2 separate regions of the Homo sapiens genome follow, and region 2 is linked to region 1. A link is a contact called in ENCODE Hi-C or POLR2A ChIA-PET data. All regions are on one chromosome and are shown on one strand. Each heading gives the region's core, a stretch centred on a gene start or an enhancer-like site at or near the end of the contact. The rest is flanking DNA. Distances are from core to core; before and after follow the strand shown.

Region 1 (5,728 bases), core at 2,859-5,358:
CGGGAGGGCTGGGAAAAGCTAAGCGGGGTGAGGCACTCTGGGCCCGCAGTGGCCTGCAGGGGGCGCTCCCTGGCCCTGCTGCCCTCCACTCCGCTCACCGTGATGTCGAATGGATGCTCCTTTCCTGGCACTGAATTGTTGCAGTTGTGGAAGTTCAGGCTGTACTGGCCTTCTTCCGCCTGAGAGCCGATCACCACGTGGAACTGGGCGGGCGGGGAGAGAGGAGGGCTCAGCCTGGGGGACCCGTGGTCTGGGGCGACAATCAGCTTGGGGGTCCCATGGTCTGGGGCGATGGTAGGGCTGCAGGAGGGCTCAGCTTGGGGGTCCCGTGCTCTGGGGTGACGGAAGGGCCGCAGGCGCTGCAAACACTCACACTGAAGTTGTAGGAGTTGTTGAGGTGGCTCAGGCCCAACACCAGGTCCTTGTCCTTCCCACTAGGACCCTGAAGGGACAGAGCCCCTCCATCAGCTGGTTCTGGGTCCCCGCAGGGCCCTGGGGTGTGCATCTTCCCTCCTGCCCCGCCTCCCCGAAACCTGAATCACTGCGGGTGTTGACTTGGGCTTGCTGGCTGCAGAGGTCCCTCCTGTAAGAGACCGGGCAGTGATTTTAAGAGATGGATGGATGGATAGAGGGGCAGTGGGAAAACGGCATGGGGAGTGCAAAGGGCAGACCTGCCCATCCACCCCCGTCTGCACAGCCAGCCTGACTCACCGCCATCCACCTTGCGGGGGACTGTGGCCTGTGGCTTCGGGAGCCCTGGTTTGGAGGGTGCTTCCGGGAGGAGCCCGGGAAAGATAAACAACGTCTTCTGCTCTCCATACTTCCGCACCTGGACCCTGGGGTGAGGGTGGGGTGGGGCATGAGGCTGGGGGGCTGAACTTGGCTCAGGCACCGGCAAAGGACTCAGTGGCCCCTTGGACCCTCTGCGTGTCCTCCCTGAGGGGCGGGGTCCAGTCGAGTCAGTTATCACTGAGTTTCAGCCTTTGGTTCCCACCGGTCAAGGAGGCTGCCGCCTTCCTGTGCTGCCTGCATCCGCAGTTATTCGTCATTTCCCATGACATCAATCTACTCTTTTTCTCTTTTCTTTAGAGACAGGGTCTTGCTCTGTCGCCCAAGCTGGAGCGCTGTAGTGCAATCACAGCTCACTGCAGCCTCAAATTCCTGGGATCAGGCAATCCTCCCACCTCAGCCACAGGAGCAGATGGAACCACAGGCGCACACCATCATGCTTGGCTAATTTTTAAATTTTCTAGAGACAGGGGTCTCCCTACGTTGCCCAGGCTGGTCTTGAACTCCTGGCTTCAAGTGATCCTCCTGGCTCAGCCAGTCTCCCAAAGCACTGGAATTAATGGCATGAGCCACCATGGCCAGCCCTACATTATTATTATTATTATTATTATTATTATTATTATTATTATTATTATTTTGAGACAGGCTCTTGATCTGTCGTCCAGGCTGGAGTGCAGCAGTGCAAACTTGGTTCACTGCAACCTCCACCTCCCCAGCTCAGGAGATCCTCTCACCTCAGCTTCCAGAGTAGCTGGGACTACAGGCGTGCACCACCATGCCTGGCTAATTCCTGTACATTTTTTGGTTTTTTAGTAAAGACAAGGTTTTGCCATGTTGCCCAGGCTGGTCTACAATTCCTGGGCCCAAGCAATCCTTTTGCCTCGGCCTCCCAAATACTGGGATTACAGGCGTAAGCCACTGCCTGGCCCTAAGTATATTATTTAAAAAGAAAACATTTTATCTACAGAAAAGCAACATGGTTTTGTCAGACCCTGGCCCCAGAATCCCAGTTCCTGGGACTCAGTTTTCTTGTCTGAAGAGCGGAGATGATCACAGGATAAGGAATGGGTGAGTTAGTGTATTAAAGCTCCGGGACACCGGAAGCACTCAACATGTGCGAACAATTGTTATTCATTCTCACAACAACCCTCTGTATCCGGGTCTTCTGCCCTGAGACACCAACACCCGCGGAGTCCCTCTCTCCTTCCTTCCAACAATCAGAAGACTTGAAGGCAAAACTAAAAAGTAAGTGGCTTTCTCTCTCTGCTTCTCATCCCACCTGATCAGCCCAGGTGCGTGTGGGCATCACACCAGGGAAACGCAGACGAAGGATCTGAGCGAGCCCCCGGTCCCCAACTCACTGCAGATCCTTGGTGTTGATGAGGAACAGGACCAGGAAACTGCTACTGTTTTTCTGGAGAGGGCAGTCCTGGAAATCCCGGGTCTGGGGGGTGGGCAGGAGGGAGTGAGTCTTGGTTACTCCTCTCCTGGTCCAGCTCCACCCTGTCTCCCTCCCTGTCCACCCACGGGATCTTCCTGCTCCTGCCTCTGACAAAGAACAGGGGCCCTTGGGTTACAGATGCAGAGGACAGACCCTACCCCCTCCCTCCAGCCCCTTCTCCCGTCTTCCCCATGCCCTCCACTCACTGAATAGGAGCGAACTCTGCCAGACCGAACCCGGCTGAGACTGAACCCCACCTGGTGGGTGGAAAAAAAAAGGGGAGGGTGTGAGGGACAGTAGAGACCTCCCAGCTATCCCTTTCAGTAGCAATAGAAACCTAACCTCACATTTACTGAACACCTAACATGTGCTAGATCCCACACGCTCTTTTTCTTTTTTAGAGTTGGGGTGGTGGGTGGACCTCATTCTGTTTCTCAAGCTGGAATACAGTGGCAGGATCATAGCTCACTACAGCCTCGAACTCCCAGGTTCAAACGATCCTCTCACCTCGGCCTCCCGACTGGCTGGGACTACAGGCACACCTCACCACGCCCGGCTAATTTTAAAAACTTTTTGTAGAGACGGGGTTCTCACTATGTTGCCCAGGCTGGTCTTGAACTCCTGGCCTCAGGCAATCCTCCCACCTTGGCCTCCCAAAGTGCTAGGACTACAAAGCCTGAGCCACCGCGCCCCGCCTGTCCCCCAAGTCTTAAGAAAAGTGCCTAGCACATCCTGTGTAAGACATCATTACTCCCAGGTACAGATGACGAAACAGGCTCAGAGAGATGACGGGACTTGTACAAGATCACATGGGTAGCGGCAGAGCTGGGAACCCAGAACCGGGGGATTGCACCGTGCTCTCCTCCAGCAAACTCCTCAAGGTCCCTCACCAGCAGGGACTTCTCTTCTGCCTCCCGGAGGCCCAGCCGCAGGACGCTCAACTCCACCTCCAGAGAGCCATTGGTGTAGAAACCGAAGCTGTTCAGCTGGATGTCCGCTCGCTTCTCCCCCTGCCGGAGACCAAGGAGGCAGAGGCAGTTCAGACCTCTTTCCGCCTGCCCAGCCCCAGGGGTCTGGCACGAGGACCTCCAGAAGGGCCTCCTGGTACCCCTCTATTTAGGACAGGCCCAGAGGATGACAAGAGAAAGTTGAGAGGGACTTCCTCCCTGCAGGGGAAGGGTGGTCCTGCATTCTCCGACCTCTGTTCTGAGAACCCAGGAACAGAGATCCTGCGGCACCTGGAAGTCTCCCCACTGGGGTGAGCACCGCCCGGAGAACAGTTATTCACCTCGGCGTGCCTGACCTTCACCTTCCCGAAGAACTTTTACATTCCAGTTGAGCTCCCAGCAATATTTCAACAGAACCCCCCAAATCCCATTAAGTGCCCAGAGGACCCCACTCTATAGCCCCCCAGGACCCCGCTGTGCGGCTCCAGGGTCTCTAGCGCCCCAAAAGTGATTCCAAGAATTTAAAGGACTAAGACCCAGTTGGGGGGAAGGGGGGTGTAGTCCCCAAGAGATGGAGCCTCGCCCCCGAAGGGAGGGGGCCGACCCCAGCGAGGCGGACCCGGCAACTCCATCCGGAGGACCGAAGGGGATCCCGGGACGAGACCACTCCGGGCCCGGAAACGGGGGGCGCCGGACCACTCCACCGCCTCGGGGACGGGGGAGGGCGGACGAGACCACTCCAAGCCAGGGGGCTTCTCCGAGACAAAGTTGCGCCACCGACCCCAGACCCTCGCGCGGCGGGCCTCACCGTCAGCGCCAGCTGGTGGATGCGCCCGGAGCAGCCACCCAGCAGCAGCACCAGAAGTAGCCGCTGCCCCCACTCCGCGGGGCTCCCGCGGCCGAGCCCCCTCCTCTCGCTCACTGCCATCTCTGGAGCCACCTCCTCCCCGACTCCGCCTCTGGCGCCCAAGCCCGCCCACCGATGAGCCAATCGCCGCACGGCGGGGCCCGGCCTTTCGGAGTTTCCAGTCCGCCAACCAATCAGCAATTGCCTCTCCGCAAGCCCGCCTGCTTGCGTCACCGACGGACAGCACCGGTTCCGAATGGGAGAGCCGATAACGCTTAACCCCCAGCTCACTCTCACCAATCGCTATAAAGATTGTCCGGATGTGATTTAATGAGCAGTTTATCTAACCAATTGTCATGGATCTGATATCCGGCCCTTAAAGCGGAATTTCTCCACCCACTCTTAACTGTCCGGGACTACATTACCCAGAATGCAGCGGGAGCAGACAAGGGCCACAAAGCATTAAATAAACTACCTTTCCCAGTATCCCCAAGGACGGACTTCCTCTTCTTGAGCCAGGGATGTGGCTCCCAGCCAGAGCTGAGGCTTTTGGTAAACACACGCATCTGTTCAGGCCTGACCTGTTTTCCTAATCTTCCTGGTCCACAGAGAGGCCTAAAGCTGGCCTCAGGTTAAAGTTTGACCCTAGGATGACCTATGACCCCAGGCTGAGACCCCAGCCTTAGGCTAAGCCTTTTATTCCAGAGTGAGGCAATTGGAGCCCCACCCCCAGATTCCAGGCTAGACCGGACTCCGGGCTGAACTCTGACCCCAGGTGAACTCCCTCTCTGCAAGTTGAGTCCTAACTTCAGCCTGAAACTCTGACACCCCCTCGTCCCCCACACCACACACTGAGGCTTAATCTCTGGTTTAGGCCACCGATCTGGACTAGCCCTGACTCCAGATTGGACCTGACCCCTTACCGGGTTGCTAATCCTTCTGGTTAAGCCTCTGGCCTCTATCCCCTATCCCCACGGTGGTGCTGACCTGGACTGAACCCCAATTCCAGTTTGAGTCTCTGAGCAGAGGTGAACTCAGAACTTTGCTAGGCTGAGCCCCCATTTGAGACTAGCCACAGAACTCACTGGGTTCAATTGCCCAACTGCAATCAGACATTTTCTAGCTCAGAAGCCACCAGCAGGTGGGGCCAGGTCTCAGCAGAGACATCAGTCCCAGTGTGGGCTCCCAAGGCTCTCCTCCTGGGCTCAGCTGTATCTCTCTGTTCTGGGAGCCTGGGTGCTCTGTGTAAGGGGAACGTATACCCAAGGGCCCCCCTGCAAGACGCCCAGCCTTGTCTGAGGCTGCAGAGAAAGCGCCAAAGCCCGGAGAGAATGGGAGTGGGAATCCCCAGTGCCTCCTCTCCTCTTTCATTCCAGCACCTCAAAGGGATTTACAAGGTGTGAACAGACTTTTATGGGAGAGGTGACAGACTTCCCTTCTCCAGGGCCCAGATGGCCCAGATGTCTGGGGGAGGGGCGGAGTCGGAATCTCAGGGGCAGTACTGAGAATGAAACCAGGTTAAACTGGAAAATGGGCAGATGCAGGCGCGAACTGGAAGGCAGCTGGGGAAAGGCCTGGGCCTGGCGCCCCAAGGACGGCCTGTCTTCAGTTTCCCAGCGGAGACTCTGGGGGAGGGAAGGCAGGATGCGGTGCGGGAGTTAATGGACCTGGCCTTGGCGAAGGCGCGTCCTGGGTTGGATCGAA
Region 2 (4,312 bases), core at 1,813-4,312, 890 kb after region 1:
CCTGCCTTGGCTCCACTGGTCCAGCCTCAGTCCTGACTAGACCAGCTGTGGACTTTTTGGGTTAGCCTTGACCCGCAAGGGCACAGCCTTGACTGCGGTGGTCCAGTCTCAGCCCCAATGGTCCAGCCTTGGTCCTTTTGGGTTAGAATTGACCCCCAACCCACAATGGGTCCAGCCTTGGCTCCACTAGTCCAGCCTCAGTCCTGACTGGTCTAGCCTTGGCCCCTTTGGGTCAGCCTTGATCCCATGGGTCCAGCCTTGACTATAGTGTCCAGCCTGGGCCCCACGGGTCCAGCCTCAGTCCTGACTGGTCCAGCTTAGAATCCAAACGTCATAAAACAGATACTTTAAGTTTGAGCAAACCATGCCCCACTCCCGCCCGGCTGGTGCTTCCACTCTCCACCCTGCCTGCTTCTCCCCACCCCTATTCCTGGCCCTCTTCATGGCTGTGGTTTTACTCTAGTTCATGCCATCAGCTCATATGCATCTGTCTTCCTACTTAGACTAAAAGCTCCGTGCAGGCAGGGAGTGTCTTAGTCACACTGTCCTCAGCACCCATCGCTATGCCTAATGTGAAACCAGTGTGAACAAACTATTTGGAAAATAAAGACATGAATCACGGACAACAACAAAACACATGCATCTCCAGGAGCCTCTTCCCACATCCCGTCTGCTGGGTGACATCCTACGCGGAGCTAGTGTCACAGTGAGGCCGTTTCTGGAAACTAACCTGGGGAACCAGCGCACCTGCTAGGCTCACCTTGAGGAAGCGCCGATAGCCTCGCACAGCTGTCTCAGGCAGTGGGTGTGAGCGCAGGAAGCGCAGATACAGGGGCCAAATTCGAGAGTGCTGCGTGATGGGCAGTGCCCGGAGGGCACGGTCGAAGGTGCGGCGGGTGTGTGTGACGCGCCCCTGGTCCATGAGGAACTGGCAGTAATCTAGCCACAGACGAGGCATCTGGGGGTGTGGGGAGAGGCGGCTGGGGCTAAGCCACGGACTCCATGGCCTGGCCACAGACACTCGATGTCCTGTGGCTGAGCCACACCTGGGGCCACCACATAAATGCGGCGGGACCCAGAAACCCCCAGCTCCAGGACTGAGTCCAGCCCAACTTCCCATGCAAAGAAGCAACAGGAATCCAAGCCCCCATCCCTAACATGCTGAGCCCAGCCCCTGTCCCCGCCCCACCCACCACCATGGACTGAGCTCCACTTCCCGATTCATCCCCTCGCCGAGCCCCAAACCTTGTGCATGAACACAAAGGCCCTCTCATGACAGTTGTTGACATCTTCATAGGCAGGGTCGGTCACACAGCGATGCTTCACCTGTGCCCGACGCGCCTTCAGGTATCGGTACCAGAGTTTGTAGCTGGGGAATAGGAGGGGACAGATGCTGATCGGTCAGCTTTATGGACACCCCCAGAACCATTTGCCCTGCCCCAGTTGGCAAATGTGGGAAGAAGGGGTGTGGGAGGGGTGACATGTCTCAGCAATGACAGGGACAGACTGGGACATCAGAGAAGGTGTGCTGACCCATCAAGGGATGTACAGGTCAGTGATGAAACACGAAGCAATCACCCGGGACCCGGGACCCACTTGGCAGTTTTGTTATAACTGGACCAGGTGGGGTGGGGGCTGGTGGGCAGGGCAGCTGGAGCCATTCCCACCTGCAGGGCAGCAGCTTGAGTGCCCGCTCGTATAGCTGATTGAGCCTGGGCTTCGGGGCGCCCTGTTTGAACTCGATGTAGCGAAGCCAGCATTTGACAGAGAATTGGTTCCGCATGATTTCCTCCTCATAGGGGAGGTCCTCTTCCTCCTGCCAGGGCCAGGGAATGGGAAGAAGAGAGGCCTACCCTCAGAGCCTGTGTGCAGCACCATCCCACTGCTGGGGCTCAGGTCCAAACTCCGGACTTTTACCTAGATCCCACCACCCACCAAGGAAGTCAGGTCACCAGATGCCCAGGCACCAAACCAGATGCCCGACACCAAGACAGTGGCCCAGACCTTTACCCCTCAGAATTCAACTACCCAAAATCGAACCCAAATCATCAGACTTCTCAGTCATTAGGGCTCTGGGCCAGGAATGAGTCCGCATCACCACTCGCTTTCTGCCCCAGATGGTCAGACTCCTTAGATACCAAGGCCCTGGCCCAGATGCCAGTCCTGGACACCAGACCCCACTTCTTCAAAACGTGCCTCTTCCCAGACACCAGGCCTTTGGCCCCTCAGACTCCCACTGTCACCATCTGACCCATCTCCACCCCAGGCCCAGATGACCAGATCTTTACCCCAGCCACCAGGGCTCTCAGGTCCAGATTCCAAGCCACTAGCCCCGCCCCCAGGATCCCACTAGCCAGCGTCTAGCTCAACTCTGCCCCAGAAATTAAAAGCTAGGCCTTTATCTCACAGGAGGAGTTATACACCAGAAGCCAAGCCTTTAACTCTGCACACCAAGAATCTGGTGAAGATGTCACGCCTCTACTCCAGAGAGTAAGTATTTCACTGGCCATCGCCTGACAAGCTCCACATCACCAGGGTTCTTCTAGCCTGGCCACCACCCCAGAAACTGTCATGCTGCAGTCCAGGCCTAGAGACCGCTATCCAGAAAACCAAGCCTTCATCCCAGAAACCAGAACCCTGGCCTCGTAAGCAAGCCTTTACTTCAGACACCGATCTTCACCTCTCAAGGTTCAGTTATGCGATCTTCCTCCTCTCCCATTCCCTGCACGCCCCCATTTCCGCCCCTGGTTCGGGAGGCTAGACGCTTCCCTTCGACAGTGGTTTTCTACTCAGACCCGAAGATACAACACCATATTTTTACTCCTGGACAGTTCGGTGCGGACATGACGATCCGGTCTCTGGCCCATTAGGGTTCCCAGACCTTGGCCTGGCAGTTTCGGCCTAAATCTCCTTGCCGACCCAGCCTCGATCCCCTGCGGCGTCCAGGTCCCAATGCCCCAACGCAGGCCACCCCCGGCTCCTCTGTGGACTCACGAAGACAAGGTCCGGCCGCTCGGGCCGCGAGAGTCGCGCCATCACCACCATTTTTCTGGATGCCCAGGTACAGGAGAGAGTCGCGCGCTTATGACGTCTACCACTGACGGCCCGCCCCTCCGAGCCAGACCCGTTTTCTATTGGTTAAATCATTTTTGACGGACAGGCCCACGTTATTGACTTCTTTTCGACGACGCCAGCGACCGGAAGCAGAATAGAGGCGCCAGAAGATGCGCCATCAGGATACACATTGGCCAATCAGCTTCAGCAATGGAGCGTGCAAAACACCAGTGAGCTTCTGTCTTGCTGGAGGGTCGGCTTTGGGCGGAACTGGCTTTGTTGACCGGGAGAAACGAGATGGGGGTGAAGCTGGAGATATTTCGGGTCAGTGGACACAGGAGTGGGTTGGGAGGCTGGGCAGGGGATCTTCCTGGATCTGAAGATGAGGTTGGAAATGGGGGGACTTCAAAGGAAGAGGGAGCTCCAAGGAGAAAGCTCTTAAGATTTGAGAGGAACCTTTCTGGTTGGAAATCCAGGAGAGGGGACGCTGGGCTGGGGGGGTTCTCGGATTTGGGCTTCTGGGTTTGGGGGCTGTGAGAGGGCTGGTCCGAGGAAGGACCTCAGAGAGGGGTGAGCTGAGAAGGGGGCTCTAAAGAAGGAAGACTTAAGATCCTGGGGGAGCTCTCGGGCTCGTGGTGGGTGGGTGTCTATGACAGGGAGATTCCTAGACTTCGAGAAGTGGAGTTGAAGAGTGACGCCTCCTGGGTTTGGGGGTGCTCCCGGGATCTTAAGTGGGGATGGGTAATGAGGTCTCGAGGAGATGCTTTTGATTGTAGCTGGGGCGTCTGTGTGTCTGTCTGTGTTTGAGAGGAAGACTCCAGCTCAGAGGGAACTTTCAGGAATGAGGCCTCCTGGATTATAGGAGTTAGGTTTTAGGGTGCGAGGTTTCTGTACCCTTGGTGGGAGTTCTGGGATTCTTGGGTCGGCCGTAACGAGGCGCTTCTGGACTCTGCAGTAGGATGGGTCCCCCAGGCTCTGAGGAGCCTCTGCACATTGCTTGGGGGGAGCTCACCTCACCCACCCTCTGCCATTCCAGATGATAATCTACCTCACTTTCCCTGTGGCTATGTTCTGGGTTTCCAATCAGGCCGAGTGGTTTGAGGACGATGTCATACAGCGCAAGGTGGGCATAAGAGGAGTGTTTGAGGGTTCATTCCAGGGGTGGGAGAGGGTGTGGGGCAGCAGTCTGCTGGGGACTAATGTCTGCCTCCCATAAGCCGACCCTGCCCTGATGTGGGGCTCTGGAGGCCTTTGGCTC

What was found. Hi-C counts contacts between places; a loop is a spot of excess contacts on that map. ChIA-PET counts read pairs that join two places held with the same protein, here RNA polymerase II (POLR2A). Pooled maps may share reads with other maps.
Region 2: a loop to region 1 is called in a map of ascending aorta, with 11 times the contacts of the local background. The contact joins the promoter of XAB2 here to the promoter of GPR108 in region 1. A Hi-C loop is called at or near these places in 2 of 168 maps with a recorded cell type or tissue (ascending aorta and gastrocnemius medialis), 1 of 37 single-sample maps with no recorded cell type and 13 of 50 pooled maps. POLR2A ChIA-PET finds 5 or more read pairs at or near these places in 1 of 52 experiments (HEK293T).

Annotation. Positions count from the first base shown.
Region 1 is chr19:6,733,472-6,739,199 of GRCh38, forward strand. GPR108 (G protein-coupled receptor 108) reads right to left here and starts at 4,109. Exons shown (of 18, transcript NM_001080452.2): 1 at 3,986-4,109; 2 at 3,121-3,240; 3 at 2,437-2,487; 4 at 2,151-2,233; 5 at 712-836; 6 at 534-583; 7 at 374-442; 8 at 99-203. The coding sequence starts at 4,105. It overlaps MIR6791 (microRNA 6791), which reads right to left and starts at 3,307; the gene lies at 3,241-3,307. RefSeq lists enhancers at 1,692-2,460, 2,984-3,133, 4,574-4,633, 4,766-5,534, 5,614-5,703 and 1 more and silencers at 2,924-3,078, 3,444-3,605, 3,754-3,923, 4,024-4,083.
Region 2 is chr19:7,626,483-7,630,794 of GRCh38, forward strand. It overlaps XAB2 (XPA binding protein 2), which reads right to left and starts at 3,063. Exons shown (of 19, transcript NM_020196.3): 1 at 2,995-3,063; 2 at 1,668-1,816; 3 at 1,246-1,369; 4 at 761-958. The coding sequence starts at 3,045. PET100 (PET100 cytochrome c oxidase chaperone) reads left to right here and starts at 3,311. Exons shown (of 4, transcript NM_001171155.2): 1 at 3,311-3,378; 2 at 4,091-4,177. The coding sequence starts at 3,352. It also overlaps a transcript of STXBP2 not described here. RefSeq lists enhancers at 2,975-3,094, 3,355-3,404.